Linked DNA regions of Homo sapiens: region 1 is linked to region 2. A link is a contact called in ENCODE Hi-C data. All regions are on one chromosome and are shown on one strand. Each heading gives the region's core, a stretch centred on a gene start or an enhancer-like site at or near the end of the contact. The rest is flanking DNA. Distances are from core to core; before and after follow the strand shown.

Region 1 (2,885 bases), core at 305-2,804, 1.1 Mb after region 2:
AGAATTTGTGGAGTTTCTGTGAAGGGGCTTTTTGAGAGAATGAAGGGCTAGCAGTCAGTGACATTGTTTGACTTCACATCAAATGTCTTCCTTTTCGTTACCTTCATACAGGCTCTGAGCATAATTGGAGTCATTTAAACATTTTTACTCATAAATAGAAAAATTTTTATTTTTTGGAAAGAATGGCAAAAAGGAAAAGGGAGGCATTTGCCATGAAAGTGTGAGAAAATGATTGCGTTAGGTGGAAGTACCTGGGCTGTGAGCAGCGATGCATGAAAGAGAAAGGAAAAGCTCTGTGTATTCACGATTCTAAGAGCCTAGAGGAAAAGCTCTGTTGCTGATTCTTCCAAGAGCCTAGAGAGGTTGAACTTTAAATCAGACAGTTCCTAAGTGTGGCCTCTAGAGGTCGCCACCATCCCACGACAGCTTGGTGGTTGAGCGGTGGGTGATAAACGAGGAAGACTGTAGGGGCGCCTGTTCGCGTGTAAAGACTATAAGAAACTTCATTTGTTTTTGCATTCTGGAAATAATGTTCATATGCAGCAGTTTTAAAAATCGATGTTAGAGAATGCAGTTAAAATTCTCTCCTAAATTTAGTTATTTCTTAATAAAATCCAAATGTTTGCAGAAGTACATGTTAAACAAAACAGGAGGTGACTGTGTGATTTAAAAAATAATTCCCGTTAGGATTTCTTTAAATGTTAACCATTCTACTTCATTTCATCAATTTAGAATAATTTATTTATGGCAACATTTTAGAAGTAGACTTAATAAAGAAAAGTGTACCAGGATAGTTTAATCTGATTTAACTCAATATTAAGTTTCCTGAACTCTATAGACTATACACAGTCATATATAACCAGAACTATTCCTTGGGTGACTTCCCAGAGGCACATTTTGTTAATAGTCTTTTGGGCGATTTTCTTGCTCATCATGAAACCATAGTAGGTGCTAAAGTACTTCCTCGTTAATTTTTTGTTTTTCAAAATTTTCTGTAAAAATCATGGAGTTAAATAGAATATGCATACACACATTATTTATTTTAAAAGTATTTTGCTTTTTCCAAACAGTGGGAAACATTCAAAGTGTGTTTCTGGGGTAATAGCAGCTTTTTAGAAAGTTTTTAAGAACCTGAGAACTAAAGAGATGATGTTTTAGCATTTATTCACTTTGTCCCTCAAAGCACGGCAGAATTATTTAGAGCTGCTTGTTTGCCTCTTTTTAGACATCTCGTTAGGATTCAGACTGTTTCTTGCACAGGGGAGATCTCAGCCTGAGGAAAACATGATGTAGAATGCATTGGGAAGATTCCAGTAAGATCAAGGGGAGGGGGCTTGGAGATGGAAAATGGGCCAGGACTTTCCGCTGTGCCCCACTTCTGCCTTGCAACCCTGTCGTCAACACGGGGATGGTGACCACTATAAGCACAGCTGCATTTGCTTCAAGACATAAAATGCAGACTTCCCTGCTTGGTGTGAAGGTGCCACAGGCAAGCAGACTGACACAGGCTCTGGAGGGAAATCGTGCATCCTGTCTGTTGCACGCGAGGATGCGATGGCCACAGTGATGCTCCAACCCACGTCTGTTAAGTGGGAGCAGAGCCAGGAGCTGGGCGATGGAACCCATGGTTTCTGAAACAGGAGAGTTGCTGCTTCACAGCGTGGAGGTGCACAGTCCAGCCTCTCACAGTTGCCTTGGCTAGCAGCAGAGCAAGGGAGGATCAGGTGGATAGTGTGGTGATTACAAATGCAGCTCGATGCTTTCAGTTGTGGCACCAAATACATTCTAATATTTAAAAGGACCTGTGAATTGTAAGAGCTGGAAAACTAATCGAAGATGGACAGTGCACCCTGGTGACAGACTCATTCCCCTAGTCTGGTGTTGAGGACATACTATGCTGTTAGTGCTTACCATGTAGGAGGTCAACACACTGAAGGAAACTCAGCCACTTTCTCATTCATAACTGCACAATAATGGCCTCCATTATGCTTTTTGGAGGACCCCTTTTTTGGACCACAGCTAATCGGGCTTCCATCTGTCACCCAGGTGTCCCTTGGCCAGAGTCATTGCCCTCGAGGTTTCCCTCAGTGTGGCTGGCTCAGCTGGCTGCCTGCGTGGGCAGCTCCTATCACCTCTGCCAATTCTCCAGCTTGCTTTCTTCTGACTTTCTCAGTCACTGCTGAAAGTGGGTTTGCAAAGCAGTTTCTTCTTCCCCCACAGCGCCCTGTCCCACCAGGCTGGTATGAAACCCCGGCTGCCTTCCCTAGAAATCCCAGCAAACCAAACCAAACCTCTGTGAGGATCCCTGACGAGGCCCCGGTGAGGGAGGACCCGAGGCAGGACACACTCCACCGCCCGGCCGCTCCTCCTGTGCAGGCCCCTCACCCTCTACGCGCTGCTCCGAGTCCAAGGCTCCCAGTCAGCCGCCTCTGGGTGCCTTAGACCACCGAGGGTCCAGAGTGGGGGACCTGGGAACCTTTCCCCCGACTCTGCTCTGCCGATGTTTTCCGCCCACACGGCGGCAGCACCACTGTGTCCCCTGGGGAGACCTGCTGTTGTTCCGGCTTCCCCTCCCACAGGGCTGACCCGTGCACCTCTTCCATTTGCCTCTCCAGCCAGGGGTGGCTGTCGCTTTCTGCTGTTGCTCACCCTCCCTGTTTGCTGCTCGGCCCCCTCCGTCACGGGTGACCAATCCCCTGCACGGAGTTCTCTCTGTTGTTCAAGTGGCCCAGTTGTTTCCCTGGCCAGATCCTCAAGGACACAGTTGTCTCCTTCCTCCGCTGACTCTTTCATTTTCTTCTATTCCATTTTGTCCACGAATATTCCTCTGTCTTCCAGAAGTAGGTGATTCTGACACCTAAGCCTCGTGGCTGTTCCCATTCCTC
Region 2 (2,736 bases), core at 18-2,517:
AAGTATAATTCAATACTGAATCCTCACATGCAGGACCTAACTCTCATCCTACTTAAAATCATGACTGATCAGACAAACTCAAGTTGCATGAACTGGTCCTAGGGGTGGGAGAGGAATGGTGCACAGATGAAGAGGCAGGTAGGGTCAGACCCGAAGCAACGGGTGTGCTAGTCCCACTCTGTTGGGTCACCGAATCCCTCTTACAATACGGGTTTCATTGCAGAGCTTTCTGTAGATGAGTTTCTTGTATTGTTGCATAACAAGATCTTAAACCAGAAGGTGAAAAATCAGTTGTGACTGCAATAATGACTGCATTGCAAATCCAAGTAACTTTCATTACACAAATCTAAACTAATTCTGAATTTTCCGAAAGCAGAAGACTACGTTTTGTTATTTTACATTGGGAAAATTGTAATGTCCCCAGCCCGACAGAAATGCCCACTGATTCCTCCCAATATCATTAAAAAACATTTAAACTTATAAAGGAAAATTTGCAAAACATTTGTGCACGTTATAAAATGATCTTCAAGCCATCTACATAATTATTTAACAATTAATGAACTATTTGAGGCTTTGCTTGCAAAATACAATATCAGATAAAAATTATGTTTTGCTTTACACTGAAGGAACATACTGCTGCACCATGTAGATAAATCATAAGATAGTGTGTTAGTACTGTGCAATGGGTGCAGATAGCATTCACCAAGATAAGAAAAAAAGGCACCTCACATGATGTTATCCTACTGCTTGAAGAGTTCCTTGAGTGGGGCTGAGTATCGAAGTGGAGGAGATGGTCACAGGTATTTGCGTGGGGAGAAAGGCAGCAGGACTGAAAGGGCAGATCTGAGGGTTATTCATGTGCAAATCCAAAGATTTGCAGACTTTTAAAGTGTAGACAGAGGAAGAGGTTGAACAGAACTCAAAGATATACTCTAGTGATAAGAGTTTATGGTTCTTATTATAACCATAAACTCTTGTTTATGGTTGTGCCTGGAATTACCTTTTTTGAACGGGATGCTTCAATTTGTATTATGAATAATTATGCTATCTGCATGAACTAAATCTTTTAATTGATATACTTAATCCTTTAATGGATTTTTCTAGGCAGCGGTTAATTTTAATATTTAGTTAAGAAATTATCAGTCTTCTGTGGGTTAACTGTTTTTTTTTCTATCTCCTGGAAACTTTTATAAGTTTCTTTCTACCCCTGATATTCTTCAGTTTCATTATGACGTAACTAGATACAGACTTTGAAAGTTTACCCTGTTGCACATACACCCAGGAAACACCTGTGAAGTTATGTCTCTTTTTACTTCAGGGATATTCTAAGCCACTATCTCTTCAAATGTTGCCTGTTCACCATTCCATCTAACTCCAACTCCAGGTGAATGTCGGAGCTTCTCAATTTATCCTTACTCTTTTACGATCATTTTTATGTTTTCTTTGTTCTAAATTTCTCTGTAATTCAGGTTGAGTACTCTGGTGCTGTCTTTTGTTACAGGTATTTAGACAAGCATGAGCAGGCCAGGAAAGGGCCCTCCCTCATCCACTAGGAATGTCAGGTGATGGTTCGACAATGATCACTTTGCCTCTCTAAAAGTGATAAATTGTCAGCGTGTGCCAGGGAGAGGCCATTTACTGATACCCCACAGCTGTTGCAGTAAAGTGTTCATTGAATGCAGGCGCCTGGGAGAAGTAACTTCCTGGGCATGTGCATGAAGAGACAAAATGGCGGAGTATGACCCACTCGGGGCACTCCACAGGAAAAGGGAAGAAAGCCTCAGACCGGCATGTGCACAGCTTCTTAAACACACTGCCTGTGCTCACTTCCCAAGGCTAAGGAGGACACCGTGCATCTGGGAAATAATGCCCCCCCTGAGGGAAGAATCATGGGAAAGGGGCAAGCCTACAAAGTCCTGGGGTCAAGGTTAAACACTGCACCTGACCTCAGTGCCCACTTGGGACTCTTCCAAGCGTACTTTGTTTTCTTCCCTGTTCTAAAGCCTTTTTAAATAAACTTCCACTCCTGCTCTGAAACTTGTCCCGGTCTCCTCTTCTGCCTTATGCCCCTCAGTTGAATTCTTTCTTTTGAGGAGGCAAGAACTAAGGTTGCTGCAGAGCTCTACAGACTCACCGCCGGTTACTTGGATACCTTCCACTGGTAACATACTTGGGGCCATGAGACTTGGATATTTGCCACCACAACATTTTAATTCCCTAACACCTTATTCTTATTACACATTAATTACCCTGTTGAAATTTATTTTTTTATACTTTCTAACTGGCTCTTTAAATAGTCTCTTTCTACTTGGTTTGTGTTCGCTTTCTGTTCTATTGCTCTTATTTTGTCTCTTTGGATGCCACTCTCTCTTTTGGAAGACTGCTCTCTCACTTGCACTTTCTTTGGGATGAATGCTTTCTTTAGTGAGTTTGTGGAGCTCAGACTTCCATCACTGGGACTGTCTTTCTTCACGTGCTTTGGAATTTTAGTTTCCAGGCTTGTCTCAAGTTGTTTCATGTGTATGTTCACCTGTGCTTAATTTTCCCCTCCCTGTCTGCACACAGATATAATAGCACCCACTTATTTGCAGTTTCACTTCTGTGTTTTCAGTTACCTTTGGTCTGTGAACCCAAAATAACTCAGTCATATCTCAGTCAATTTAGAAAGTTTATTTTGCCAAGGTTAAGGACGCACCAGTGACTCAGCCTCAGGAGGTCCTGATAACATGTGTCCAA

What was found. A loop is a pair of places that touch in the nucleus more often than their neighbours do. Pooled maps may share reads with other maps.
Region 1: a map with no recorded cell type shows a loop between it and region 2 (4-fold over the local background). The contact joins two enhancer-like sites. A Hi-C loop is called at or near these places in 6 of 37 single-sample maps with no recorded cell type and 5 of 50 pooled maps.

The regions. Positions count from the first base shown.
Region 1 is chr5:6,820,644-6,823,528 of GRCh38, forward strand. All of the region lies in intron 1 of LINC02236 (long intergenic non-protein coding RNA 2236), which reads left to right. Among named protein-coding and RNA genes, the nearest start is that of MIR4278, 5.8 kb to the right of the region's middle. RefSeq lists an enhancer at 2,489-2,885. Within about 2 kb of position 1,555, at least 2 of the 41 ENCODE cell types and tissues checked have a DNase peak (open chromatin) inside an H3K27ac peak, as active enhancers do.
Region 2 is chr5:5,750,429-5,753,164 of GRCh38, forward strand. No RefSeq gene overlaps it. Among named protein-coding and RNA genes, the nearest start is that of ICE1, 330 kb to the left of the region's middle. RefSeq lists enhancers at 2,293-2,352, 2,503-2,642. Within about 2 kb of position 1,268, at least 3 of the 41 ENCODE cell types and tissues checked have a DNase peak (open chromatin) inside an H3K27ac peak, as active enhancers do.